7 separate regions of the Mus musculus genome follow, and all the other regions are linked to region 1. The links are chromatin loops, found by intact Hi-C in ENCODE. Cell type or tissue: left cerebral cortex. All regions are shown on one strand.

Region 1 (4,000 bases):
CCGTCCACGAAAACAAACAAATAAATACATAAATAAAAATAAATGCCCCGATTAGGGCCGGGTGGGCGGTGTGGGGGCAGGGCGCGGCGAAGGAAGGGATCGCCTCTTGCAGGAGATCCTAGAAGGTCCCCGGCGCTAGCCGGAGAGGGACGACCGGGGCGGGGGAGGGGAGGACAGTCGCCTGCGGCACTCGGTGCACCCCGGGCCGACGCGGCGCTGCGCTTACCTTTCACCACCCTGTCGGTCGTCGACAACTTGGGATCAATCGCCTTGGGCTCGGACATCTCCAGCCACCGGGAGGGGGGGACAGCGACGCGCTGCTCGTCCCGTCCGACTGCACACCCCGACCGCACCGGCGGGCCAGACACTCAGCGCCGCCGCCGCCGCGCTGCAAACCGCTCGGCTGGAGCTCTGGGCTCTGGGCTGGCTCGAAAGTTACTGCCGGCTCCGCGCGTCCCTCCTCCGCCGCCGCCGCCTTCACTCCTCCTCCGCCGCCGCCAGCCCCGCCGCCTCGCTCCGGGCTGCGCGTGTGTGCTGGTTATTTATTTATTTTCTGAGCACGCCTCCCGGTTCTTCTTTTATTCTTGGGGACGGGGCGGGGGATGGGGAGGAGAAGCACACGCGAGCACCCACCCCGGCACCGACACCGGGCGCCGCGCAATGGAGCCCCCACGCGCGCACACGGTCGGGATTAAGACCGATCACATGGGGAGGGCCGGGGGCGAGGGAGGAGAGGCAGGGCCGCGGATGTCAGCGCCGCCAGCCGCGCCTCGGCTTCCCGGTGCTGGAGAGGCGGCTGCCGCTGCGGCCGCCGCTGCTTCCCCACGCCGATTGTCGCCGGGCGCCGCCGGGGCCGCGGCAGCCGTAGACGTCCCGCCGCCGCGCTCGTCCGCGATCCTCCTCTGCCTCGCGGCGCCGCTGCTTCTCCACGCACAGGCAACAGCCGCTGAGCTCGGTGGACACAGTCCGGGGCACAACCTCGCCTCCGCCGCCGCGCCGGCCGCCGCCACCACCGCGCCCGCCTCCGCCTCCTCCCCTTCCTCCTCACCGCCCCCGCCTCCAGCGCCCTGGCCACCTCCTCCTCGGGGTCCGCCTTAGGGCCCGCCCCACGTTGCACCTCGCAAGCTCATTGGCTGGAGAGCGCGTCCCTCATCGCTAAGGCGGTGGTCTGGGTGACCGCCCCGCCCCCTGCTCTGTTTTCTTCAGGGTGCCAGTCAGTCCCGTGGGCCTGCTGCCTCCACCGCCCTGTGACCGCTCAAGTGTCACTGGAGTGGGCAGGGAGGAGGGAGGCTGGACTGGGAGTAGGGGCCGGGAGGAGCTGGGCTGCTGCGTGCCCCCGCGCCTGCCCACTCCCGAAGTCCTGCACACACTCCCGGGTGGGTCTCGGCCGCTCCGAGTGTGTGAGTGGCCCGCAGTAGTGAGTTCGGAGACCGAGGAAGGAGGAGCGCCGGACGCTCCCGGCCGCGGCGCAGCTGCTGTCGCTGCCGCAGCTGTCCAGGGAGGATCGCCAAGGAAGGCGACGAGTAAACAGCTTACCTTGGGGAGGCAGCTCTGCCTGAGCTAGGTGGACGGGGATTACTGATGGTGGGGTGGTTAGGACGCGTGCACAACTTCACGGGAAGAAACGAAAGTGTGTTTGGGGCGCTGCGGGACGCGGTGGCTGGCTGGCTAGCTATCCAAGGTGGATGGGAACAGACTGGAGCCTATGCGACCCTGGCTGTGCTCAGTGACCCTGGATGCCCTAGGAGATAAGAGGAGTCAGAAAGACTCGGGAGAGGTCGCCTTTTCCCTGTTCACAGGAGCTAGCAGTCACTGGTGGCGATAGGTGACACTAAATTTCTTCCTGTTCCTTCCAGTCAGTCACTCAGTGATCAAGATGCATGTAGGGCCTTGGCTTGTTGCAGTTTCTCACAAGTCCCTCATAAGAAGGAAAATAAGGGACCGTGTATGAAATGCTCTTCAAAATATCTTCTGCCTCCTGAGTTCCAGGACAGCTAGAGCTATACCGAGAAACCCTGCCTCGAAAAAACAAACAAACAAACAAACAAAATATCTTCTGGGCACAGCCCTCCCCCTGGCCTACCACAACCCCAAGGACCAGCAAGGAAATTATGAAGAGAGCTGAATAAATTTCTCACCCTTGTCCTTCCTGTTTTATTTTCAAATTCCTTCAGTATCAGGGTTTTCGTATTTCCTGAATTGGACTGTAAGCTTAATAAAGGGCCTACAAAAAGGTGTGGGAAGCTGCTGGAGGCACACTCCATTAGTCCCAGCATCTGGGAGGCAGAGGCAGGAGGAGCTCTGTAAGTTCCAGGCCAGTCTGGTCTACAGACTGAGTCCCAGGACAGCCAGGACTGTCTTGGGAGGGGGCGGGGGGGGGAGTTTAGGAAGCTAGGAGATGGAGCCAGGAGAACTGATCTGGCCACAGGGATTAGATGAAACTCAAGTCCAAAAAAATACAAATTTAATAGCAAATTGGTGGCTCTGGGGCATGACAACTAGGTAGCCTCAAGGATTTTAGGACAGAGGATGTGAGAAGGCTAGCCTGCCAGTCAAAAGGAGAGATGGAGTGGATGGTCACATCCCATCCGCAAAGGGAGGCTGCCCTCGTGGCCAGATTTCTGCTGCTAAATTTGCCACCTCTAGGGTCCTTGCTTTCAATAAGATCTATATAGCCCAGTGGAATTTTCAGGGAACATGAAATTATCTACAAGAGGACTCTGTAATCTCCTCAGTTAGGGGTTGTTGCAAACAGCCTCCTGGGCTAGAGCAGAGCTAGTTGCCAAGGCAGATTTGGGAAGCTGGTCCCTGGCCAGATGGCTGGAAGAGAGGGAAGGACGCCAAGACCTGTGGGTGAGCAGGGCCTGCTTCAGGAAAGACCAGGAAACCTTATCTGGGGATCCTCACTTTGAAAGCCAAGACTCCCTCACCCCCACGCTGCTCACAGATGCAACTGTTATTTAGAGTAGCTCTCCCCTGGGCATAGGAAAGGCATCCTTGAGCTAGGATCAGGGGCTGAAATTATCAAACACATTGAAAAGTTTGATAATAGAAATAGGAACTAAAGGTAGACCTTTCAGAAACACCCTTCAGTCCATCCCAAGTCCACATAAGGTGTGTGTGGGGGGGGGGAGGGGGTGACAAATAGTAATCACTTTGCACAGCACATCTTTCTATCATCAAATACTTTTAGTGTGTGTGTGTGTGTGTGCGCGCGTGTGTTTCCCTAAGCACTGTAATGTAGATGCATATTAAGTAAAGTTGGATTCTTAAGTACTATACAGGACAATGCCAACCAAGGAATAGCTAGGTCCAGACACCCGGCCTAGTCAACCAGATAGCCAGTCATCCCTTCCAATGGCCAGCTCTCTGCTATAGCTGTCCCTTTCCTTTTCTCCTTAAATCCTGTTAGAGTTCCCAAACAGCTCTTGACTATATTCAAACTGACAAAGATTAGCTTACATTTGGAACTCACATTTTCACTGTGACAGGTTCAGTTTTCAGGAGCTGACTTTGGAAATGTCCTTTGCTTATGAAGAGAAAGTAAAGATTTTTTAAAAAGTCATAAAAGACAACATTTCATACACTACAAAAAATAATACACTTTTCCTTCCTTTGTTTAATTATCTCTAGGAAGCAGCTTTCCTGTTTGGAATTCCCTTTCACAGCCCAACCATAATGAGTCCATGCGATTAGTTCTTGGTATTGATAATCTGGGCCAAGCTGTCTGTGACATGCCAGCAGAGTGATGGAGCAATGATACGCACCCTTCCATCTGTAAGCTTCTTCAGCTGAATACAGAGCTTTCTAAGACCCTGCTATAGACAGAGTATCAAATAGCGACAAGTCTTATTATGACAACATCAAGAACTGTTGATCACCTCCTTAGAAAGACTGCATGAGGCTTTAAATAAAAAAAAAATAGTCATTTCTGTGTTAGTCGCTAAGATTTATCGATGTATCCATTAGGAAATTAATATACAGCCATTGCTTATTTTAT
Region 2 (4,000 bases), 1.1 Mb before region 1:
TTAAAGTTAGCCACAGAGTGAGTGTCTTAAAAGCAACAGGAATACTGCACACTTTCAATCCCCACACTCAGGAGGCAGAAGTAGGCAGGCAGATCTTCAATAACTCAAGGCCAGCTTGGTCTACCATAGCAAGTTTCAGGCCATCCAGGGTTACAGAGTGAGTCCCTGTCTCAAAGCAAGCAAATACCACCCTCCCTACTATCCCCCTCCAGTAATCATCTCCTTTAGTCTTGGGAGATTAGAAACATGAAACTGAGGTGTTGGACTATTGCTGGAGGACCCTTTTATTAAGGTCTCAGTCCATCATGTCCAGAGAGCTCTCCAAGGTCAGCACATGGAGGACACCCTTTCTCAGTGGGATTTCCTCTTTTCTGCCCAGCCTTAATGGGAGAGCATCTCTCAGCTCAGATGTCTTATTCTGAGACGACCTTGCCGAGAGTCTCCTGCAGGTGATTTGTGATTCAGTACACGAGTCTTGGCTCTTCTTCTTGTCCAGATGATAATTCGGTGCTGTTTTGTGACCAATCAGCTCTTCCTGTAGGCAACCCTCAGAACTCTTATATAATTCACCCCTGTAGCAATACGATGAGCTATCTCTCTGAAGCTAAGTCCCAGAAGTTCACAGCCATCCAGGCCCCGATTGCTCTTCTGCTCCCTTTGTCTTCGTGGGTCGTCCTTAGTTTCTACCCTGAGTTTCCTTCATGGTGAGCTATAAGTGGTAAGGTAAAACTTTCCTTCCCCACTTGTTTTTTTTGCTTGATGTTTTATCATATCAACAGAAGGCAAACCAGTGCAGGAGGCTGCCTATAACTGGTTGAAGGATGGGGCTGTTGATGATGGACTGAACTCCCTGCTTTCTGTGACAAAACATATACACCTGTTATGTGTGGTGGCTTAGGTATGAATGCACAGAACTCAGAAGGCAGATGCAGGACAACCAGGAGTTCAAGGCCAGACTGGGCTTCAGGGAACCAATATGTTTCAAAATAAATAAGTGAACAAATAAATACTCGTTCAGTTTGTTGATGTGGTGGTTTGTAACAGGAGCTCAGAGTTCAGAGATAGCTAATGGCTTCCTGTTTCCTTAATCAAACATTACCAAGTTACATTTCTGGTGTGTGTGTATGTGTAACTGTGTGTTTATGCATGTGTGTATGTGTGTGTATATGTTTGTGTGTATGTGTGTAACTGTGTGTTTATGCATGTTTGTATGTGTGTGTATATGTTTGTGTGTGTATGTGTAACTGTGTGTTTATGCATGTGTGTATGTGTGTGTATATGTTTGTGTGTGTCTGTGTGTGTCTGTGTGTGTGATGTGTATGACTGTGTGTCTATGTATGTGTGTGTGTACACGTGTGTGTATGTTTCTGGTTGTGTTGGGATGTGAGTGAATGTTGTCTCCTGTGAACCACAGTGCTTCATTGGCAGGTGGAGGTCTGCAGAACGCGTCTTCTTCCTCTCACCTGCTGAAGTAAGGCAGCGTGTACAAAATATTTCTCCTCTCCAGATCTGCCTGCTGTCGAGTCAGAATCATTTATTATTTATTCCTCAGCACGATAGAGCTTAACTGCTTATTTTCGGCATGATTCGTGAAATAGACACAGGAAGTAGAAAGGCGGGAGCTGTAACTGCCTCCTGTTTGTTGTTTTGTTGTTGAGCAAGGCTGTTGGAGACTCTGGTCCACGCCTTGTCTTAAGTCTGTGGAGTGGATCTAACACAGGGCCTCATTTGCAGTGTCAGCCAGGCTGTCGCCATGAGAAGCTGGCTCACGGAGGGCAGTCTAAATCTCTCTCCTCTGCTGCAGTCTGCTTTCTTTGTGAAGACTGCTAAGAACATTCCAGAACTCTCTCCAAATATTGAAGTCCTTATCACTTCCTAAACTGGATGTTTGTTCAGGTCTGCCACAAAGCAGTACCAGTACTCTCTCATCAGCAGCTTTCTGTGACCGTGACCGTGCTGGGAAACTCTCCATACCCTGGGAAGAGAAGGAGGACAAGTATGGAAGTCCCATTAGTTATCTATTCGGAGGCTCCTGGCTTTGTTTTCTTAAAGGAAACAACTCGACTGAGTACCACGAGAGGGCGCCAGTGGGCTATGTTAGCGCTGGCGAGGCACTGCACTCCGGCATCCTCCCCACTCCCATTCCTTCCCACACTGCGGGGGGCAAAAACAACCCGGGGGCGCTGACGTCAGCTAGCCGGAGGCGCCTGCCTCTGTACCCATAGGTATAGTTAATCCCCCAGGAGTGAGGCCGGTGCTTTCTCTGGCAGCCCAATTTTCAGCTTAAATCATTGCCCTAATCTTATTTTAATGTGCATTGGGGCCCTGGCGGCTAGAGTGGGTGGCAGGGGAACAGCATTTAACATCCTTTGGAGTTTGGATTGTGCCGGACACTTCTTAAGCACTTGGGTGGGACAGAGAGACTTAATCTTGCAGCTGCAATCGACCTCAGTAGCCTTTGCCTTATTTGGCAAATTTAATTGGCAACGTTAATTTTGGGGGTTGGGGCTGGGGTAGAAGAGAAGGAAAGGAACACATGTGAAATACTAATATGCGCTGTATGCTTCACAGCGACTGTACGAAGTTGTTAAAAATGCTCAGTTTAGCAGAGACATTGAGAGAGATCAGAGCCTTCAGTCAGACAGCTTGCAATTGGCCCGTGGAGCCCTCCATTGGCCAGTCCCAGAACCACAGTCTGGGATCTGCTACCTGTGCGGCTTGCCTCTCTCTTGGGAGGCAGAGGCAGGCCAATTTCTGAGTTCTAGGTCAGCCTGGTCTACAGAGTGAGTTCCAGGACAGCCAGGGCTATAAGGAAAAACCCTGTCTCGAAAAACCAAAACCAACCAACCAAAACAAAAAACACACCCCCCAAACAAACAAACAAACAAAAACATCCCATCATCAACAACAACAAATCAAAACCAAAACAAAAAAAAAAGTTTTACAGGAAACTTGGCAAGAATGGAACAAAACCCACATTCCAAGGGGAACTAGCCCTTTTCAGGACAGTAGAATAAAGTCTAAATTTAACCACTCAGATGTGAGTTAACCAGCAGTTGTCTACAATGTATCTTGCCTGACTCAGAGGGTCCAATGTGCTTACAACAAAGTAGCAGAAAAGCACTGGCTAGCCGAAGGGCGGGCGTTGTTTGATTGGTGTGACATCCACCGGCTGTATTTACATCAAGTAAATGAAGAGAAGAGAGCAGTTTATCTGATGACATGGCTCGTCATCACATTGCAGGCACCAAAAAGGGGTATAGTGACCCGGGACATGGGGTGTGAGGGGAGTGACACAGTGCCCAGGGCAGTGTCTATAAATGGTGAGTCAGAATTCAATGATGCTTTCAGAACGGCGATGGGCCCACTGCCTGCATCCCAGACTTCTTCAGCTTAAGCCCACATCCCAGATAAGTAAATGAAGTCCGTGCACTAAAAGCATAAACCAAGAAATCAAACTGTAGGCACTTCACAGACCAAAGCACCTCATGAAGGTGCCATGACTCCGAAGTCGGACAGAGAGCCATTAATGTCCTATGGGGCATTAATACATGTTTTTTTTTCCTTCAGGCTTTCTTTTGCTGTTTTGACAGGAGCTGCTTCACCTTCAGGGATTTTTGTTTCATTCTTGAAAAGCTTCATGTAAAACTATGAATAGTCCATTTGGTCAGAGTCCTCAAAGTCAAACTAGAAAGTGAGGCGCAGTGCAGCGAGCCGAGCCCAGTGAGGACCGAGTTAGAACCAGAAGGACCGGTGGTCAAATCCCATGCTCTGTAGTTTTTAGTCACTTGCCTGTGAGTGAAATCTTCACAGTGGTGATGGTTCAGCTTCTTTGTCAACTTGACTGGGTTTAGAATCACACCCTTGGGTGTGTCTGTGAGGGTGTTTCCAGAAATGTTTAAGTGAGATGGGAAGGACTACCCTGAGTATGTCCAGCTCTCCCATAGGCTGGGATCTGATTGAACACAAAGGAGAAATTGGAGCCTGGGTGTGTGTGTGT
Region 3 (4,000 bases), 530 kb before region 1:
AAGGCCCTAAATACTGGCCATTCCACTGTAAGGATACAGCTATGGATGCTGTGTTCCAATGATTGTTCAGAATTCTCAGTCTGTGTAGTGCTGCATGGTAGATGTACATCGAGAGGTTAATCCATTGGCTAACCTCTAGGGTCAGGGCATCAGAGTGGAGCACTATTCTCAGGTGACAAGATCTGCTCTGGCCTATCAATGGTAGGATTATCACTCCACCTACCATTCTCAGCTAGAGTTGAATTTTGGGAAGGCCTAACATTTTGGCTATTAGCATCTAGCCTTTTTCTCCTTAACTTATTTTCATTAGGGACTTTAGCCTGAGTTGGGACTGTTCCCTCTCCTCAGGTACTAAGATAGCTCAGCTGTTGTTTTTTTAATGATTTACTTATTTTATTTATATGAATACACTGTCGCTGTCTTCACACACACCAGAAGAGGGCATCAGATCCCATGAGAGATGGTTGTGAGCCACCATATGGTTGCTGGGAATTGAACTCAGGACTTTTGGAAGAGCATCAGTGCTCTTAACCAGTGATCCATCTTTCTAGCTCCTGATAGCTCAGTTTTAAAACATAAGTTCTTTCTAAAGACAGTACCTGACCATTCCACCCTGAGCCATATTAGGATGACAGGGTGGGATTATTTCCAGTGTTGACCCATCTGCCAGAGATCCATTCTATCACCCAGTCCTACCAAAGAACTTGTGAGGGATGAGGACTCGTACTGTGAATAGGGCTTGCAGTCTCTTCACCAAGGTGACTGACCTCTCTGGATAAGGATTCTTATACTCTGTCTGCAATGGGCGGTTAGCTTCCTTTATTTGATTATGGCACATTACTTGTTCTTGTCATATATTCAGCTATTTTATCAGTCCCCTTATGAACTTCTGTTTTTTCCTCTCTCTTTCTTAGATAGATTCTTGTCTTGTTCTGACTCATCTTCACAAGGTTACAAAGAGGCAGATTCTAGCCTACCACCACACCAGAGAATCTCTCTGACTACTTTCTAAACTCTGAAGACAGCAGTGAAACTCTTAAAGGGACGTAAAAATTCATGAAATACGACACCACTGAAGATACAATCAATTTCCATTTATTAACACCAAAAAAGTGGAACTCTATGAAATGCTTGATTAAAACAACCTTAATTCAAAATTTTTGCATAGAAGCTTAGCGAATGACAAGAAATACAGATAGCAAACTCAGGGAAATCAAGCAAAACATTTGTTTCCACACTGCATTTTAATACCTAAAAGGAAAGGAGTGATCTCTTTGTGTTTTGAAATCCATGTACAGACGAGACCTCATCAATTGTTTATAATGACTTGGTGACATCATTCGTGAATAAGGCAAACACGAGTCAGAGACTTGCTTGTTCTCATCCCAAGTAGTGACAGGATCAGAAACAGAATCTGATCCTCAGAATGATTAAATATACCTTATCATTTTATATGCCCTAAGTCAATTTGGTTTACTAACAAATAACAAGCTTAATTTCGATGGTTCTTTATAGTTTCCTGAGGGCTCTTAAGTAATTTACCCCATCTTTGCTAACAAGTGGTACAGTACGCTATGCTAGAAAGAATAAAAGGCTAACCTCTGAGAAATTAGAAGTCAACAGTATTTCAGTTACATTTCTGTTGCTGTGATAAAACACCATGACCAAAAGAAACTTGAGAAGGAGCAGGTTTATTTCAATTTACGGCTTAAAGTCCATCTTGCAAGGGAAGAAGATGCCATGCAGGAATGTTGCTCTGGCTTGCTCTTCATGGCTTGCTCACCCCATTTTTGTATACAACCCGAGATGATCTGCCCATGGGTGGCACCACCCACAGTGGGCTAGACCTTCCCTGACCAATCACTAATCAAGTAATTCCCCCAAACACACCCACAAGCCAATCTGGTAGAAGCATTTCCTCAATTGAAGGTCTCTCTTTGAAGATAATACTAGGCTTGTTTCAAGTTTAAAAAAAAAAACAACTAATTCTTGAAATGGTACACAGCTAGAAGAAATGTGTAGAACTATTTTCTGAGGTCTTCTAACCTTAAGGTCAACAAACTTCTGTGTGCATCAGGCTGGCATAGCATGGCTATTCTTGAGGAATTATGGAATTTCTTTACATCATATATTTCTCATATTATGTCTGCATAACTCCAGTCAGTGCAGTGCTTTTTGAGGGGGCCTGGAATGGTGGAAGCTGCCCATCTTTCAATCCACTACTAAGTGTTTAATGCTTCAGGAGAGAGTATCATGGAATTACTTTCACTTTTCTCCATCGGTCTCAATTGCCCAGCTGTATTGTTGAAAGATGGAAGTTTCTGCATCTCTTATACCTCTCTATTCAACTAGCTTCCCACTGCAGTTATTTTTTTTAAAATAAGATCCTAGGCTTATTTACTTTCAGTACAGAGAATATTACACCCAAGCATTTCCAGCAGCTGCCGTAGGTGTTTTCCTACACCCACACTTTCTAACTGTATGCACAAGTTCCCAAATGCCAAAAGACATGACAAATACGCATGAAGTAAGTTGTAAGTTGTTTCATTCATTCCCTTGACATGTAATAAATCACCTTACATAAATTCTCAAAACTTTCTTCCTAAAAACATTACTATAAAGGTACAAAATGTTACAGGATGTCCTCTGGTGTTTAGAAATTCACTAATGTCAATATTTTCCAAAATTAACTAGTCTGTCTTCTTAAGAGTGATGTAGGTAATGTTTGATGGTACAGTGAAAGCCAACTTTTCTCCCAGTTGATCTTATCTTGTTTATACATATTTAACAAAAGATAAATGGTTGACTCCCTTTGTATTTAGTATTTAATTTTGTATCTTAACTTAAAAAGTATTTTTTAAATGTCGTACATGCATATAAATACATCTTGATCATAACCAGTTCTAACTTCCACCTCCAACTTTCTTCTCAGACCTTACCATTACCTGTTCTTCCCCAAACCATGTACTTCCTTATTACTGTTATCATTTTTTAACCCACTGAGTTTAGTTCACTCTGCTTATATGCTTATGTCATTATTTACTGGGAGATGGGGAACACACCAGTGTCCATGCCTCTGAAGAAAAGTGACTTTCCCTTGCCTAGCAGCTATCAGATGCTAACAACTCAGATAGGAGTGGAATCGTTGGATCTATTCTCCCATTCAGGCTAGAATTTAAGCGTATTGATCTTGTGCAGATCTGGGACAAACCATAGCTGCTGTGAGTCCATGTGTACAATAACCACGACATACATGTCCATAGGACATTTCACAATACTCTTCCCATTTGCTTGCTACTCCAAACATGGTCAAAACCCAGAGCTAGTGAAACCATAGTGCCTAAGGAAGAACCTACTAATGTTGGGTTGTTTTTTTTTAATAGTCATGTTATCAAAGTGTCAACATTGTCTAAATGCTTATGTTTCTATTATAGATTAGTGCTGCTTTCAACCTTGGTCAGAGAATCTTCATGTTGTAGTGGGTGTCAGTCAATGCAAAGACATGGCACTGTTCAAAGTGCTAAGAATTGGTGACTGTGGGTACTTTGTTATAGATGGAACATATCTATGTTGTATCAAAACACATATGCACACACACACCACATGCATACCTTCACACATGCACATACACAAACACCATGCATATACACATGCACACTCACAAATACCACCTACACACACATGCACACAAACACTTGGCTCAGGAAACAACATAGAACAAAGGGAAGAGTGTATTTCTTAACTTTTCAAAATGTAGGAATTGTCATCATTTTTTCTGTTTATTAAACTACTTCTATCTTCTAAATTACATTAAGATACAGAAATATAACAATTCAACTTGCCTAAAATATGACAATTAATGTAGAAAATATGCTTCAAGATATTTTCAACATAGTTATTTTCAACATTCTATTATAATTTCTATTGTTTTCATCAGCATTCACATTCACTTTTCCATACCAGTAAATATGGACACAACATTTTTTTGAATAGAAAGAAT
Region 4 (4,000 bases), 220 kb after region 1:
CATTTAGGATATTAGCTTGCACTTTTATTTCCCCAAGGCCAAAACAAATGGTTACTGTGTATCTTTTCATCCAAATAGGAAAATGTTCCTTAGTAAAGCTTTGGTTTGGTTTGATATTAAGGCATCGTTTTAAAGCAATAAAGGATGCTTTCCAAGTCGTTTGAAAACAAACCTTAGATCTAGAAAATAGAGTCAGAAGTGTGCTGTAGCCCATTCCTACCAGTTCTCAAGAGCCAAATATGCACCTCTCTTTAGAACTTTGTATTTAATAACATCAAATTGAATATGGCGATGGTGGAAATATTTGCACCATGGGAACTGGCAAATATTGCAAGTCATGGCTTTCTTCCTGCTGAATTTCCCAGGGAAATGCTGCATGGTTGTAACCAGTCTCAGCTTCTTTTCTCCAAATGGCTAATCCCTGTGATGCTTATAGATAGTAAACATAATTTAGTAATAGGAGAAAATGGAGACTGCCTTTACAATTTTCTCACCTTGCAAATGAGGGAATGAGTACCTAGAGAGGCTAAATGGTTTTCTTAAGAGCACACAATTATCTGAAGGGCTTAGATAACAATCTCCCCACTTGAGCCTTACCATAACTACCTGGTGTGAAAGCAATTTTCTATTACTGGTAAGTCAGCACTGACATGGAACTCAGTGTGATCGTGAGATCCTGTTTTATACTGGTCCATTCTGAAGTTGATGGTATGCATCACTACACTGATTGGTGTGTAGGCTGCTTCATTTTAACAAATCTTTTGTCATTCTGTTTTCAACCTTGGTGTTATTATAAATCTCCCATATTTGTCTGAGTTCTTCAGAGCAATAGAACTTTTAGGATCCATATGTAATGTATAGAAAAGATGTATTGTACAAGGTTGGTGCATTTAATTGGGAGTATTCAGAAGTTCTCTCCCCTCTATGCTAGTCAGAGTCACAGGGAAGGCTGATGGTCTCATTCCAACACAAACTATAGTTCCAGGAATTAAGTAGGACACAGTCTAAACCCTGGTTGAAATCTGAACCTTAAGAACTGAGATCTCTGATAAACAAGAATGAAAGAGGTAGGTTCATGTCCCAGAACGGGGAGAGACTGCCTCTTCTTTAACATTTGTCATTTTGTAGGACCTTTGATAGATTCATTGATGCCTATTCACATGGTAAGGTAGATCTTTATTCAGTCTAATGTCTTCTGGAAATGTTACAGACATATTTAGAAATAGTGTTTCCTTCTTATTTGGGCATCCTCTCATCTAGACAAGTTGACCTAAGATTAACCACCATGTTGTTCAAAATTCTCTACAGAACATTTATATCTCCCGTCAGCAGCTGACTTTTGGCAAAAAAAGATATACAACTAAAGATGGGAGGCATCTGTTGTATATAAAGATAAAATGGCCTGTACGTCTCCGTAACCAGTCTGTGAAATAAACACTTGTAGATCTATCTTGAAGTGGCCAGCTTTCCCTTTGACTACTGAGACTTCCATTTTGTGTTGTATGAGTGAGATGTGTGGCTGTAGCTTTCCAACGTTCATTCAAAGGCTTCTGTCTGAACACAAAAATAAGTAAAACACACATTTCAGCTTGGCACAAAGTTTTCATCAGTTGGGCTGATGGGAAAGCAGGTGGTGACAGTGAAGCAAGACAAGGCTGTGATTGTGGCAGGCCTGACTCACTGTGAAATACCAGTGAGCAATGTCCAAAGGCAGGGAAGAACGGGGAGGGTGGAATTATATCACATTTCAACACAAAAGACTGCTTAGGAGTCTTTCCTATTCAAAAGAGGGAACATGATTTGTCTGGGTTCATAAACAAATTTACTCAACATTTTTTCGCCATGTCGATTCTTTTCTACACTGATGAACGTGTAAGTCAGGAGCTCAGCCAAAGCCACAACACTCAGGTCTGACAAACACCTTACTCTCTCACCAACAAGTCAGAAAGAACTGGAGGTCTTACGATTGCACTCGTGGTACTGAAAAATTTTCCACAAGCATACAGAAAGGCAGCTGGGGATTTCAGAAAGAAAATAGGTATGCTGAGTGAGACATGAGCCCAGACAAGAGTGTGTCACACTGCTGTGGACCAGAAAAGCTGTAAGACAGATGGTAGACACAGATACACTTGAAGGATTTGGGCCACATCTCTGAAAGTGAGGGTACTCAATTCTTCGAGATTCTCAAGTCCCTTCTTATATTTTTGGTTGTGAGCCTAGCCTTTATCGGCTGAGCCATCTCTTCAGCCCCTTAAGTCCCTTCTTGATGAATCAAATCTGTAGGAAAATATTTGCTTTCTATGACCTTTCCATGCCTAATTTAATTAGTTCAGAGATTCACTAGTATGCTCTGATTAGTATGAAGAAATTTCCTTATGGTAGGGCATTGACCAATGTTTGGAGCAAGAAATAGCTGACTTAAAACATAGTTTTGCAGCTTGCTAGATGTGAAATAGTGGGTGAGTTCTGTATCTTGGAAGTTGTGTGTGTCCTAGTTTTCTCCCGGATAAGATTAGAACTGGAACATCAGTTGCCTTTTAAGGTTGCTTTACAGGACCATGATAGCTGACGATGGAAAGTTCTTAGTATAGGACCTCATACCTAGTAGCAACCTGCATCTCAGTGTTTGCCACTGTGGCCTGTTGGAAGGAGGAACTGTCATACTGGGGACTGTCCTGCCTTTGCCAGAATCACTGCCAAGTTGTCAAGGCAGTTTTTCTTCTGGATTTCAAGAATCTCATTTCCATAGTGAAGAGACTAATTGGCTATAGCTCATATTATACATAGTAAGATACCTTATTATATAATCATTTATAATAATTACCTTATTATATAATTATGTATTATAATTATGTATAATAATAACTTACATATTTTGAGTACTGTATAAAAACAGGCATACCAACGTATTTAATCTTTACAAAAGTACTATCAAATAAGGCCAATCTAAGGCTCATTTGAAGATGAATGGATTAAGACAGAGCAGTTAGGTAGCTTGATGCATAGTTAATAGTAGCTGTTTGGATATAATGAGTATAAAGGTATATATTACTATTTAAAGAAACATTTTATTTATATGTAATGACCCTTTTACCCAATTTCCATTCCAGAAGGACCCATGGAGACCAATGTCCATGAAACTGACTCATGCTTTGGAGAGGAGATGTGGAACTTGCTCATAACTTTGCTCTTTTTTCTCTATGTACATTAAATTTTTTCACCATTATTTATAACACTTGATACTGGTAAATGATATGTAAATGGTGGTTATAATATATTATTTAGGGGCTAACTAAATGAATCTGTGCATGTTCAGTATGGTTGAAAAAGTTCCCCTAATACATTGTATTCAAAGATGGTGTTTCAGTTCACAGATATTGAGAGGCAATTGTACATACTTCGGGTTTGTTTGTTTGCTTGCTTACATTTCAAAACTGTCTATAGGATAAAGGCAGTTGAATAACAAAATAAAAATAAACTGTACCCAAATATTTAGATTAGACTAGGTGAATTCATGTGTCCTTCCTGAGTATAATGTACGATTTCAGCCTACCCAGGAAGCAGAGTGGCAGATCTCTTCACATACAAAGATACCCCCACCCCTACCATCTGTCTCTGGGAGACTCTGGGGATAAAGGTTTCTATGCTGTATCACTGCCATCTGTACCGCTGGGGTCAGAACAACTATTGTGGAATAATTAAGGCTCTTGTGACATCATTAGAATCTGATGCTAACCTTGCTCTGTGTGGGTTTCCAGTGCGACAGGATGTGACTAGAGTCGTTCCCCATGGTGCATTCATAGGAGTCAGAATTTGGAGCACAACTTCCTTCTCTGTGAATAGCAGCATGTTCTGTTGAGATTTAAGATTCCTAAGACATTTGGAAGAAGGGTTGTGATGTAGGGCAAGATCTGTAGCATAGAAGGAAAGAGAAACAGGACCACTTGAACTATGTCCTTTCTCTTATCTAAAATCTGGGGGAGCCAAAGACAGAGATTAT
Region 5 (4,000 bases), 780 kb after region 1:
CAAAGTCCTTCATTCTCCATGGTAAAGGGAAAGGATGGAGAGCCAGACCCACAAAAAGCAGGCCAAAGAGTCAATCTGCATGTACACTGAGAATCACTAAACTATCTTTTCAAAATATTCTTCCATAAGTCATTTCATTAAAAATACATACAATCTGTACTTTTTAATGTTTTATATATATATGAATGTACTATAGCTGTCTTTAGACACACCAGAAGAAGACATCAGATCCTATTACAGATGAATGTGAGCCACCATGTAGTTACTGGGAATTGAACTCAGGACCTCTGGAAGAGCAGTCTGTGCTCTTAACCACTGAGCCATATCTCCAGCCCACAGCATATACTTTTAAAAAGCAAGGATTGTTAAGCACTGAAACGAAAGGTTATACTAATATAGATTGTGTTTATTGAAATGAAAAATTAGTCTTTGTAGGATTTTTTTGCTAGATATTTTTAAAATAATACAACATCAGTTCTCTACTTGCCTCTCTTCTCATAACACCAGCCACATGATGTCACTCAAAATAAAGACATATTAAGAGAAAAATAACTGACACGGTACATGGTTTCAAAAGCTTTTACTGTTTGGTCAAATAATATTTTTTAATTGTCAGTCATAAAGTGAGAATACACATAAACATATATGTTAAAGTTTATCAAATCTGCACTGTTATTACATGAAAATGTGTTTGGGCTTATAGGAAAACATAATTCCTGAGATAACTTGGCTTCTATTACTAATTCTCATCACTGTCAAATCATCTTTTTTTTAAGTTACTTGGGAGTGTGAATTGAAATTAGGATGTTCAATTCAGACTGATCGTCTACAACGTGCTCAAACACTCAGTGAGCTGTGTGTTTTACGAAAGGTAGAAAGAGTATGCTGAGGTTTTCCATCCAACGGTATACCATATGGGAACAAAGCACACTGCACATAAAAGAAGCCGTCTCTGCTGACTGTCAATCACCCCTAATGAGCACATGCCTCCTCCACCATCAGTCTCTGACACAGCCCAGCCCAGCTGTGATTTTTGCATTTATTGAAATTCCCCCTGCTAAATAATTATGCTCATCTTTTAAAAAGTAAATTGCTCACAATTACATTCAATTTCTCTCTCCCACCCAACATATTCTCCACCATGACAAAGCAATCCCAGAGCATGGCAAGACTGAGTTCTAACCAGTCTCGCATACTCCTCAGGCATTTCTGTTGGCTGGAACCACAGCATAAATCATAGCAAAGCAATTCTGGTCTTCTGCAGGGTGTGTTCAAGCTTATAACTCAGGGACCAAGCCCTGAGCCCAAGCCTTGCTGGGCTAGCAAGCCTTTCATCCTTTCCTAATTCATGTTACTTTGTATTAGCTTTCAAAACAATCCTACAGGTCGCCAACTGAGACATAAAGCTGAACAAACGCTGTGCGCTATCTTTCTGGGGTTCGTTAAGGCACTGGGATCGGTCCTGCATGCACTGGAGCTGTCTGTCTTGATTTTCTTCCTCATTTGATGCACCTGCCTTTAAAAGCAGTCAAACACATTAATTGGAAGAAAACCACTCTGAAAACGCTTGAGGTTTTTGTTGTTGTTGTTGTTGTTGTTGTTGTTGTTGTTGTTTACCCAAGCAAGTTCTGAAACCTTACATGACCCAGATTGTGTTTTTCTCTGGATCTGTATGTCTGCTTGTGAATGCACGTGTTTGCTTCATGATAATTTTCTAATATGCATAAAATATTGAAAACCAGGTATTTACCAAAGGCCCCATACACCAGCCTTTGCAGTCTGAAACCGAAAACCTTTTAAGGAAAAATTTTAACAACAAATTTCACCTATTCTACATATCTGAAACCAGTCATTAGATTCCTTAGCCTTTAGTTGAAAATAATAAAAAAAAAATCTCTTTTAACTAAATAGGATATACTTTTAAAAAAACAAAAATCCCTATGGAGATGTTTCTGTGTTGTTATTAAATGCCTTCCCGCGTTGACGTTATACTCCACTTCCGGCTACTGCAATTCGATGTCTCCTGCGTACAAGGTGATGAGCAGGATGGCAGTGAAGCCGGTTAACATCCCTGCATTCTGGATCATGAAGAAGGTGAAATCCGTTTGTCTTCCAGTTACTTTTTCTCTCAGCATGTCGTTCATCTCTGGAAACTAGAAGACACATTATTAAATGGCTGTCGCCATCTTGTGGTGAATCCTGAAATGCTCGTCTGGGGTTTCTGCACAGGAGCTGAGCATTTCTTTCATTTGGGACTGGATCGTACCAATCAATGTTTTGCTTCAGGTATTGAGGAATCCTAGTATTCTGCGGCATCCACGGTAAAACTATCGAAAGGTCACACAGCCAGATAGAATGTACCTGGCTTGATGCGTTCTCTCCTCAACTCTCTTCCCATATACAGCTGTCTACACCTCAAATTTTAAGGAATTCAACCCGGTGGGTTTCACCCTCAGGCACGCATTTCTGTTTACTTCCGTTAGCCCTTACTATACTATACTATACTATACTATACTATACTATATTCTGCTTCATCCCCATTAGATATGCTATTGTTCCTCTTATCTCATAGTATTTTTAAGTATGCCATGTTTTACTTTGTTGTTTCTTGCTTAGCCCAGGCTGCCCTACTATGTCACTATGTCACTATGTAACTAATGACGATCTTGGACTTAATAATCACCCTGCCTTGTGCCACCACAGAGTTGGTGAAGTGTTGGGTTTTTTTCTTGTTAGATGGTGACATTTTTGTTTGCTTAAATTCTGACTTTGCTCCTCTGGAGAGAAACACTTATGGAAACCGCTTCCCCGCCCATCTCATAATTTTTCCGGGCTGACTGGAGGGGAAAAACATTTGTGTAACTGACTGAACCTGTTCTTTGAAGTAGCTTTCTTTACTGTTCTGGTTTCTCCATTGTGCTTGCTCTTTCCTCCCAGAGCGACAAGATTTTTTAATAAATTGTGTATTGGTCCAGTGTTGAAGATTATAATACTTTCATTATAGTGAAAACAGATAAAAATCCTAGGTGTTTTTAGTAAATAAATAAATGTTCATTCTCAGCCACAGCATCCACTGCAAAGGTTACACAAGGGGACATGTATGTCCTGTTTTAGAAACACAAATTGCATGATGTGTTATAAATGCTGTGGTACCCTGGATGCAGCCATGCCAGGGATCTTCAGACTCCAGAGGCAGGTCAGAGAACTGGCGTGAAGTTCTTACAGGGAAAAAGTTGGTGACATCTCTAACATGAGGAAACTACTATGTCACATAGGACATCACCTGTATCGCTTCCATAAAGGTACCAACTTTGATAGAACTTTTTTGTGTCATGGGAAGAAATGGCCATCTGGAATAAAGACAATGTGCAAGGTAATTCTGGGCAGAAAAATGTAAGTACTGTGGGGGTCTAAGAGCTAAATCCTGCCTTTTTTAAGGGTCTTTGATGAACAGCAAACTGGGCCAGACACTTACAGTTTGGAGCTTGTAATCCAAAGGAAAGATGTTATTAAATTATACGTAATACATTAATTTCTAAATATAACCCAAATACTCTTTTTTATACTCTGACACTTCATTCTCTAGAAATCTGTCCAAGGTATGCTTGAAAACACACAGGGTATTTTTCTCTACACACACACACACACACACACACACACACACACACAACCTACAGACATAAATAATACTGACTCAAATATATATTTATTGTCCAATATTAATTTCTACTTAATTTAGTGTAATATTTTAGCTTAACTTCAAAAGTTTTCAGTGTGAATCACTTTGAATAAAAAAAGTATTTCGTCTACCAAGTTATTTATTCTTCTAAATGTGACATTCTTATGCAACTGATGGGTCAGGCCTACTATAAGAGAAGACGGGTTTAATTCATCACATATTAAAAGGAGTCCTTAGAAAGTAGCTCCCACTATTAAAAGTGCTTACTTTATCCATAAGATCAGTCATCAAAGAATCAACGACAGCCATTCCAAGCTACTG
Region 6 (4,000 bases), 630 kb after region 1:
TTTCAGAACAGCTTACGTATTTCAAAATTATTTATACAGCCAAGAGCAATGTAGACAATTAATTTGGGAGGTGCCTTGTAAGACAACAGCAAAGCATGAGACTGAAGGCCTTGCTTGATATTTATAATTATTGTATCAATTTTGAAGAAGAGGACTTTATAAGTTACTCGTATTCTGAGATGAGTGCTTTTCAAAATCATCATAGCCAATGAACCAGAATCTTACCCTCACCTAATGTCTGTGCCACCCTCCAAGCAGAACCATTGTTCATTTAAACAGTTGATGAATGACTTCATGGATATACCATCTTAATACACATACCATTTCTTCAATGAATGCAACCTGCTCCCTGAGGGCTGAGAATGATGACAATCACTCAAGTCAAATAGGTTTGACCATAGCAGGAAATCTGTATCCAAAAATCATGCCTACAATTCATTCCTTGGTGCAGCAGAACTGTCAACTCTTATCTACTATGGAGGTAAAATCCTTTGATGTGAGGAACATTCAAGTACAGCCTTATTACAATAAACTCCCATGTCCAAAAACTGTTCTTATTTTGTGTTTGTACCACATTAAGAGCCAATATTTTAAGCTCTACTAAAAACAAAACAAACAAACAAAAAGACTTTATCTATTTATTCTCATTAAAAAACTAATAGTGATATATTATTTTAAAATAAAAAGAAGGCTAGCAGGGAAGAGGCTTCTAGTTCATTCCAGCTTTTTCTCTATATCATGCAACCAAGACATATGGTTTCTTCAGCAGTAGGGTCTTATAATCTGACCAATAACCTGTAGTGATATGTAGAGCAAAGCCTTATGTCTGGCTTTGGGTTAAATGTTTCACCAAAGTCTTTGCTAAGTTTGGATCATTCAGTAGAGGCTAAGAAATTGTTATGAGGCTGTGCAAACTTTGAAGAAATGTTGTCTCTCCGGAAGGTCTGCACTTGGAGCTACAGGAGAGCTTGAAGCTGTATTAATCTCAGACCTAACCCACTCCTGGCAAACCTGGAGTTCTTACTTTTCGTTATGGCTAGCCATGGTCAAAAAGAACTGAAATTTGTGTGTGGTGTCTGCTCTCATGGGCAGCAAGGGCAAGACAACTTTGGTAGCTGGAACCTTCCCCAGCCCCAATTAACCTTGTATGATGTTTGAATCAAGTAGCTGGAGTGAGCTAGCTGGGTATTAGTCTAACCTGAAAGGCTATACCCCTCTGCTCCTTCGCAAAGTGATGGCTTAGCATCTTGGTGAGCTTCTCTCTGTACTACGGCACCTACAACCAACATCAGTCAATAATAACCCTTAAGAATTTATCCAACACCTATCATTGGAGCTTTTGCTTAGTAATCCATAGCTTCAAGAATTATTTTCCAATCCTGAAGGATATGTCACTTCCAAATCTGCTTGCTCATTTCGTTTTGGCTTTGTTTGGTTATAAGATTATATAAGGATGTTTTTCATTCTCCTGTCATTTTGGTTAACCCTTCCTCCTTCCCTCATCCCCCTTTTCCTACACACTTTCAGTTTTTAAACCTTCCCACCTGCTCTGAACCCCCCTTTCTGCTTATGTAATCACTACATTCACTATCCCCTCTGTTAAGACAAGCTCTCTTCAGGGGCTCCTTTCCAGTTCCTTCTCCTACAGAATTCCTAGTTACACATGCTCACTTATGGATTCAAGCTGGGAGCCACTTTGAGGGAGAACATTCGGTGTTTAATTTTTTGTGCCTGTGTTACCTCACTCAACTCCAGTACAAAATTTAAAGAAATTTAAATGACTTCGATGTTCATGATCATTTATTTTAACCCATGCATTTTCATCTTCTGGAAGCAGCCTTATCTCTCTACAGAAGAGAACAATCAACTCTTTTTAAGGAAATTCTAAGAAAAGAGTCTAGACAAATTAAGTGTACCCAGATTTGATTCTGAGATGAAGGATGGAAGGGCTGGCTCAAGTGAACAAGAGACTCGGTGCTCAGCTTATTTAGGTAGAGTTTATTCAAAGTAGTTATTTCAAAGTCAGTTTCTTTCATCATTTTTTTTCCTTAAAACTGTTCCTAGTGCACAATTTTTAATTCTTAGAAAGATGCCATGGTGATACTTGAGCTACTTTCCCAATGCCTTCTCAGAGTTTTTCAACTTTAACGCGAAAACATCCCGTCCCCATGCGTCCTAACTGCAGCAAGGAACAGAGCCCAAGAGTCAGTTCAGGGCAACTTATTTCAGCCTTGCACTCCAAGCTTTCTGATCTGCCATTTTTTTTTTTTTAGCACCAGATGAAACTTGTGGGTGTCTGCTGGCTGAGCACCCCCTCAGACATGTGGTCCGGGGTGTGCTTAGATGGAAAGCAGAGCCTGTGAGCCTTCAGACACTTCTTCCAGATGGGATGTGATTGGAACTGGTGCATTCTATCATAATCTTTGGGAGGACGACCATTCTTCCCACTCAGGACTGATAGTCAATCTCTTGCCCACCCAAGGTCCTTTGAAATAGGCTGGATACTGGGTACTTTTTAACTGCCCCTTATTGTAGAAATACAAAATGATTCACTACATTGTTAGCAGCATATGCTTGACATACTTTGAGACAAAGATTTAATAAACACATTAGGGAAAATCAATTATAAATAGCACATGTTTTGCACAACCCGAGCCGCGGGACAGTAACTACTCACAATTCTCAGACAAATTTCTTCAAATCACTTATGAAAAAGACTGCGTAAATGAGCAGAGTGGTTTGGGTATATATGCTAGTTACAGAGTTATAAATGGATGAAGCTTAAAGAAATATTTGCTAAAATCCTTAGGCTTCAATACAGAAACAAAAGCAAACACCTGTGAACCTGCCTGACAAAGAATGAAGCTGCCAGAATTCAAATAGTAGTTGCTCAGAATGTTGGTCTCCCAGTTCTAAACTTCATGTGTTGATCCAAAGAAAATGGCATTAACACGTAGAAGTCTGGAGTGGCTGTTTATCTAGACGGTCACGGCTATCACCAATGACACCAGAGAGACCCTTTGCCTATCAATACAAATGGAACACAGCAAGACAGCCCAGCAAGAAAACCAGAACCCCATTAGACTCTGAATGTACATTGATCTTAGACATTTTAGCCTCACAAAACAACGAGGAGTAAGGCTTTGTTGTTTCTGAACCCATCTGATTATGAAATACTATTATAGTAGTCTTAACTAGCACAGCTCTCATCATATAACATAAGAGAGACATAGGGAGGAACTACTTAGATTGCCCTTTCCATGGGGGTGGCCAGCTTTGGGAAAAGTAATGAATGAACTTTGGAATCCACAGCGCCACTTACACTGAAGTTCTGCCTACCTGTTGCTCCCAACCAAGACCTGAGCACTGTGTGAGAGCTGTAGCCAGGCTACCCTCTCCCAGTGTAGGATTTCTTCAAGGGGTAAGCTTTGTTCTGAGTAGCTGAGTGGTCTCAGAACCTCATTAAGACCTCTGGAGAGGAGGCACTGAAGTCTTCAACTCTTCCAGCCTCACCGTTCTTCCTTGCGCCTCTTTTCTTAGGTGCCAGACATGCAGTGCAATCTAGACCCCGCCCCTGCCAGCCTGTGTCTACCTCTGCTGTCCACAGATGTCCCATCCAGTAAGGCTCCTACCAGCCTGTGTCCACCTCTGCTGTCCACAAATGTCCTATCCAGTAAGTCCCCTGCATTTCTCACTCTGTCACCTCCAGGAAGCCCTAAACTGCTATCAACCTAACTTCAGTGTCATCCTAGCCCATCTTCCTTGTAGAAAACAAATAATAGCTAGACACTGTAAACTTGATATTGACTATGAACAGCAGAGTAATAACTACCATTTTTCTCTTTTACAACATAGCATACCTGATTTCCAATTTTTAATTTCCTGTTTGAACTGTTGTTCCTTCCCTGCAAACCATTTCAAATAGAGGATCACTTTTCTTGGCCTTCCTTCTGTAACCTTATCTATGGCTTTCTTTAGCCCAAAGTCACACTTGTCCTAC
Region 7 (4,000 bases), 240 kb before region 1:
AAATATCTGCATTCAGAACACAGTATCCCAAATTATGGAACTTATTATGATAATTACTGAAGAAAAGTGGATAAGCCTCCAAATCAATGCTTTTCTGACTTCTTCCCATCCCTCCCTGTGCCTTCTCTCCTTCAGCATCCAGGCCTGTGTCCAGCAGAGAACCTGGGATGCCTCTCCCACAAAGCAAGCCCTAGAAAGTTCTCCATTCCTCTGAAGGCACCCAGCAAGCATGCTGAAAGGCTAAGACGCATCTGGACAGACAGGCTCCCTGCCTTCTTCCTTAGGTGTTTCCCTTCCATAGTACCCCTTTGTCCTGCCACACTGTTGTAAATTTGCTCATTATTTATCAAACGAGACCAAAAAAAATTAGACATTTGTTCTTAGCTTTCTAGGTGGTTTTCTCTGATGGCTCCGGGGCCACCTAATATTCTGTATCAAATCCTTGGACTTTTCTTTTGTGTGCCTTCCTTTTGGAAGTGTGTACCAGCCGGAAACTTTGGGATGGGTAGAAAGGCTGCCTTCACAGTGAGAACAGGAAGGTAGGGAAAAGAAACGTTGGCATAAGGGTCTGTACTGCTGTTTACGATTCAGAATCTTTGGTTAGTAATCTTTAGTTAAAAAAAAAAAAGTAATCTTTAGTTAAAAAGTCTGGGCCATTTATGAAAATGTTATTTTTTAAGAGGAAACACTAACCATGGAAAAGTTAACCATAGTACCTGAGGCTATAATGTGGGAAGCATCTAGAATCTAGACACCTACAAACTGTGACATTAGGCACATTTGCTTAGTTAACATCTAAAAATATCTTTAAGAGTCTTAATAATTATTTTTTTCCTTCTACATCCACTTTCCTCCCAATCCTATTCTTTTGCAATGAGGTGTCTGAAAACAGTTTATGAGGAGAGGTAAACGGGATGAGAGAAGCTGTAGAAAAGAGAAATACTAGAGCTAGCAGTAAATTGTGTGTTTAATGCATATATATGTAATATATATATACATACATATATATACACATATATAAATTCTATATCTCTATATTTATTAATGATATCAATTATATATCAGTTATATATGTATATAGTCTATACTATTTATCCAAGTACATGGTCAATAGACACTTTGTGCTTTTAGCTGTTATCAGAGTTCATACACTAAAATACTAAATCATGCTATCCAAACACTAACTTTTAGAAAGGGCCACCATCTCCTGTTTTACTAAAGTGCTGTTCAATGGCTCTTCATTTAAATTAATCAAAGCATCTACTTCTATCTTTGTCTTTCTTCTTTATTCATTATGTCTTATTCCGATGACACCGTCTCTTTCCACCCCAGTCCCTCTATGAAGATTCTGCTTTCTCCAAGGCACTGAGGAATCCCAAGGACCCTGCACAGGGTAGGACGTACTAATATACATGAAGAAAGTTTGCTCTAGCGTGTTCCGACTCTTGCCACATCCTTGTCTCTTCCATGCGTTTCAGGTGCTTCACCAGGGCTCCCAGTCATCGTCCTTCTACTTTTAACCTCACACACCTCTCTGTCTTTGGAGAAAAATCTAGTGTTTGGAGGTAACTGAATTATCGTAGAGAATCTCAAAATAAGTTAAGGACTCTCATGAATTCATCTTTACATATTAATACACAGAAAGAATTAACAGTTGAGGTCATCAACAGTGCTTAAAAAATGAAAACTGTAAAGACATGGGGGCAGCTAGTGGAAATGGCAGATGAAAGCAGGGGGCGCTGTGAGAGATAGCAGACCTAAGAGCACACAGCAGAGGGCACTGTTAGAGATAGCAGACCTAAGCACACACACTTACCCACATGAAAATGTCTTCCTTTACCACACACATCAAGATAAATGATAGGAGAGAGGGCTAGAAAATAGTTTTTTTTTTTTTTTTTTTTTTAAGGAGGTTAAAGGTTATGGGTGAAAGTATATCAAATAGCAATGTGGGTAACTGAAAGATGGTTATTAAAATGGTTTACATTTCAACAACAGCTTCAAAGTAATAAATAGGGCAAGCCTCTCATGGTTTCATTTCTGACATTTTCTTACCTCAGACAAAATGCTTTCACTTTCACCATTATGATTTAAACATAATCTGAAATCTTAAAAATGCATGACCAGGGTTCGCATGGAGATCCTACGTAATTACAGGGCAGATGGGATGAGTGCAAAGCTTAGCCTCTCACCGTCAAATCCATCTTCTTCTGACCCCAGTTCATCGTCGGAGCAGATGTTGAGAACATTGACCAGCATCTCAGTCACTGTAGCCAGACATGGAAGAGAGGAAAGACAAGCCCCAGGTGTCAGCCATAACTACTGCTCCGTCAGCGCTCATCTGCGCCTCGTGCTTATCTCAGATGAAGTCACTTCTATGTCTCTATCCCTGTCCTTAGCATCTGGATCTATATCTGCCTTTACGCATCATACGAGATAACATGCTGTCTAATCCCATGTAGGCTTTTAAAAATAAAATTATGATGTCATTCTTATGAAATCCCTTACTAATTCTTATTAAATATAGGTCAATAGAAGGTGTGCGTGGGGGGGGGGTGCAGGGGGGGGCCAACAAATGCTGGATGAGAATACCCTGTAAATCTATAAGGGAGAAGAGAACTGTCTTGGAATTTTGTGTTTATCTTCGCAATGATGCTGCCCGGTGTAGATTAGATTACAGACTTCTGTTGAGCAGACTGAGCGAATGCCAGATCTCTTTCAGTTAATTTGTCTAATCCTCTGGAGACTCCGTCCGTGACAGGTGAGGAGCTGTGTATTTAATAAAAACGGCCGATAGATGAGCTAATGTATTTGAAGGAGATTTGGGAATATTGATTTTTTTTTAAGAAATAAATATGTTGACAGAAATATCATTAAATTTGATTTCCAAAAATAAGGTTTTAAGATACTTTGAGATGAACCAGAATTTAGTAAAGTAAATAGATGGTAATAGGTTTATGGAACAGTGAGCGGCCTTCTTTCCTAGCAATGTGCATGTTATCATGTTTAATGTTTCTTGAAATTTGGTTGGGTTTTATCAAGCAGGTAATGATAGGCCCACACATCTTCAGAAGCTGTTTTTAAGGTTACACAACATTTTAAGAAATATTCTTTAGGAACCAAAGACACACAGAGAGAAACGCCAGAGGTGCCACGCCATTGATCTAGAGTTTAATTTTCAAAGCCGAATTATGTCTTACAATATATCACTGATTTCTTTCATAAAATATGGTCAAAATCTGAATAATTAACAGAAACTGCCCACCTAAAGTGTGTTCTACCATGCCTGGTAGTTGTCAGGATCCAGACTGCCCTAAAGGGTGTTCTAGCATGCCTGGTAGTTGTCAGGATCTAGACTGCTTCAGTGTCCACAGCAGGCAACAGCTGAGCCTGTTGGGATGCTGGCATTGACCAGTGTAGGAACCCCGAGCATGGAGTCCCATGGGTTGGGACACTGTTACAAGGCACCTGTGACTTATTAGGACGTAAGAGAAAACTTTTCTACCGACAACTCAGTACTTGCCTGTGGAATCATTATCAGATAGTTAAATAAATTAAAAATGTCTCCATAAGTCTTGTAGATGCTCAAAAGCCACATAGCTTTTCTCTAAAACTCTGCATAGACCTGACTTTCTTAAGTGCTTGGAAACTTATCTTCACAGAGGCCACCAAGGGACACTCCATGAGGAATGAGCCAGGCTGTCAGTTAGGCCTCCTGGCTCAGAGGCTCCTGGCTTTTGCAAATTTATCTTTATATATCAATCAATACATTTTTTTTCTGTAATTTAGGTTAAGGAATAAAAACGGGACAATGGGGGCAGGAAGAGGGGATGGTAGGAATAGAGGAGTAGGGGAGGGAACAGAAAAGCCCAATTCTGAAAACTGTTCTGTTTTTAATAACTATGGTCTGCTGCGTTAAATGTTACCCTTCTGCATGTTGTGGGCACTAAGCGCTGCCTACAATTGTGAGAAACACAAGGGAAACATGACTATCCTAATT

The links. A loop is a pair of places that touch in the nucleus more often than their neighbours do. Peaks named below come from ENCODE experiments on the same cell type or tissue, not always from the same donor. Only the 100,000 strongest peaks of a DNase experiment are listed, where the experiment ranks them.
Region 2: it touches region 1 in a loop (12-fold over the local background); 6 of 42 quality-filtered maps call a loop at or near these places.
Region 3: a loop joins it to region 1, with 2.3 times the contacts of the local background. A loop is called at or near these places in 2 of 42 quality-filtered maps.
Region 4: a loop joins it to region 1, with 5 times the contacts of the local background. A loop is called at or near these places in 3 of 42 quality-filtered maps.
Region 5: it touches region 1 in a loop (4-fold over the local background); 16 of 42 quality-filtered maps call a loop at or near these places.
Region 6: it touches region 1 in a loop (2.1-fold over the local background); 2 of 42 quality-filtered maps call a loop at or near these places.
Region 7: a loop joins it to region 1, with 2.4 times the contacts of the local background. A loop is called at or near these places in 9 of 42 quality-filtered maps.

What each region holds. Positions count from the first base shown.
Region 1 is chr3:136,667,128-136,671,127 of GRCm38, reverse strand. It overlaps Ppp3ca (protein phosphatase 3, catalytic subunit, alpha isoform), which reads right to left and starts at 1,062. Exons shown (of 14, transcript NM_008913.5): 1 at 227-1,062. The coding sequence starts at 284. In left cerebral cortex, no CTCF peak of the experiment used is centred here; DNase peaks (open chromatin) are centred at 613, 1,133, 1,702 and 2,832; H3K4me3 peaks cover 2,267 bases; H3K27ac peaks cover 2,880 bases.
Region 2 is chr3:137,751,196-137,755,195 of GRCm38, reverse strand. No RefSeq gene overlaps it. Among named protein-coding and RNA genes, the nearest start is that of Mir6380, 30 kb to the left of the region's middle. In left cerebral cortex, CTCF peaks have their summits at 1,901, 2,100 (motif pointing right) and 2,680; DNase peaks (open chromatin) are centred at 2,139 and 2,597; H3K4me3 peaks cover 732 bases; H3K27ac peaks cover 1,356 bases.
Region 3 is chr3:137,199,191-137,203,190 of GRCm38, reverse strand. No RefSeq gene overlaps it. Among named protein-coding and RNA genes, the nearest start is that of Gm567, 88 kb to the left of the region's middle. In left cerebral cortex, no CTCF peak of the experiment used is centred here; a DNase peak (open chromatin) is centred at 2,445.
Region 4 is chr3:136,449,223-136,453,222 of GRCm38, reverse strand. 1700030L20Rik (RIKEN cDNA 1700030L20 gene) reads left to right here and starts at 3,874. Exons shown (of 5, transcript NR_040592.1): 1 at 3,874-4,000. In left cerebral cortex, no CTCF peak of the experiment used is centred here; DNase peaks (open chromatin) are centred at 1,655, 2,076 and 2,531; H3K27ac peaks cover 2,640 bases.
Region 5 is chr3:135,884,958-135,888,957 of GRCm38, reverse strand. It overlaps Slc39a8 (solute carrier family 39 (metal ion transporter), member 8), which reads right to left. Exons shown (of 9, transcript NM_001135149.1): 9 at 386-2,153. The coding sequence ends at 2,004. Among named protein-coding and RNA genes, the nearest start is that of Gm31243, 15 kb to the left of the region's middle. In left cerebral cortex, a CTCF peak has its summit at 2,196 (motif pointing left); DNase peaks (open chromatin) are centred at 1,180 and 2,187; H3K4me3 peaks cover 213 bases; H3K27ac peaks cover 235 bases.
Region 6 is chr3:136,037,943-136,041,942 of GRCm38, reverse strand. No RefSeq gene overlaps it. Among named protein-coding and RNA genes, the nearest start is that of Gm31243, 140 kb to the right of the region's middle. In left cerebral cortex, no CTCF peak of the experiment used is centred here; DNase peaks (open chromatin) are centred at 1,203, 1,689 and 2,285; H3K27ac peaks cover 1,950 bases.
Region 7 is chr3:136,903,566-136,907,565 of GRCm38, reverse strand. It overlaps Ppp3ca (protein phosphatase 3, catalytic subunit, alpha isoform), which reads right to left. Exons shown (of 14, transcript NM_008913.5): 10 at 2,193-2,267. Among named protein-coding and RNA genes, the nearest start is that of 1700006H20Rik, 50 kb to the left of the region's middle. In left cerebral cortex, a CTCF peak has its summit at 1,751 (motif pointing right); no DNase peak of the experiment used is centred here.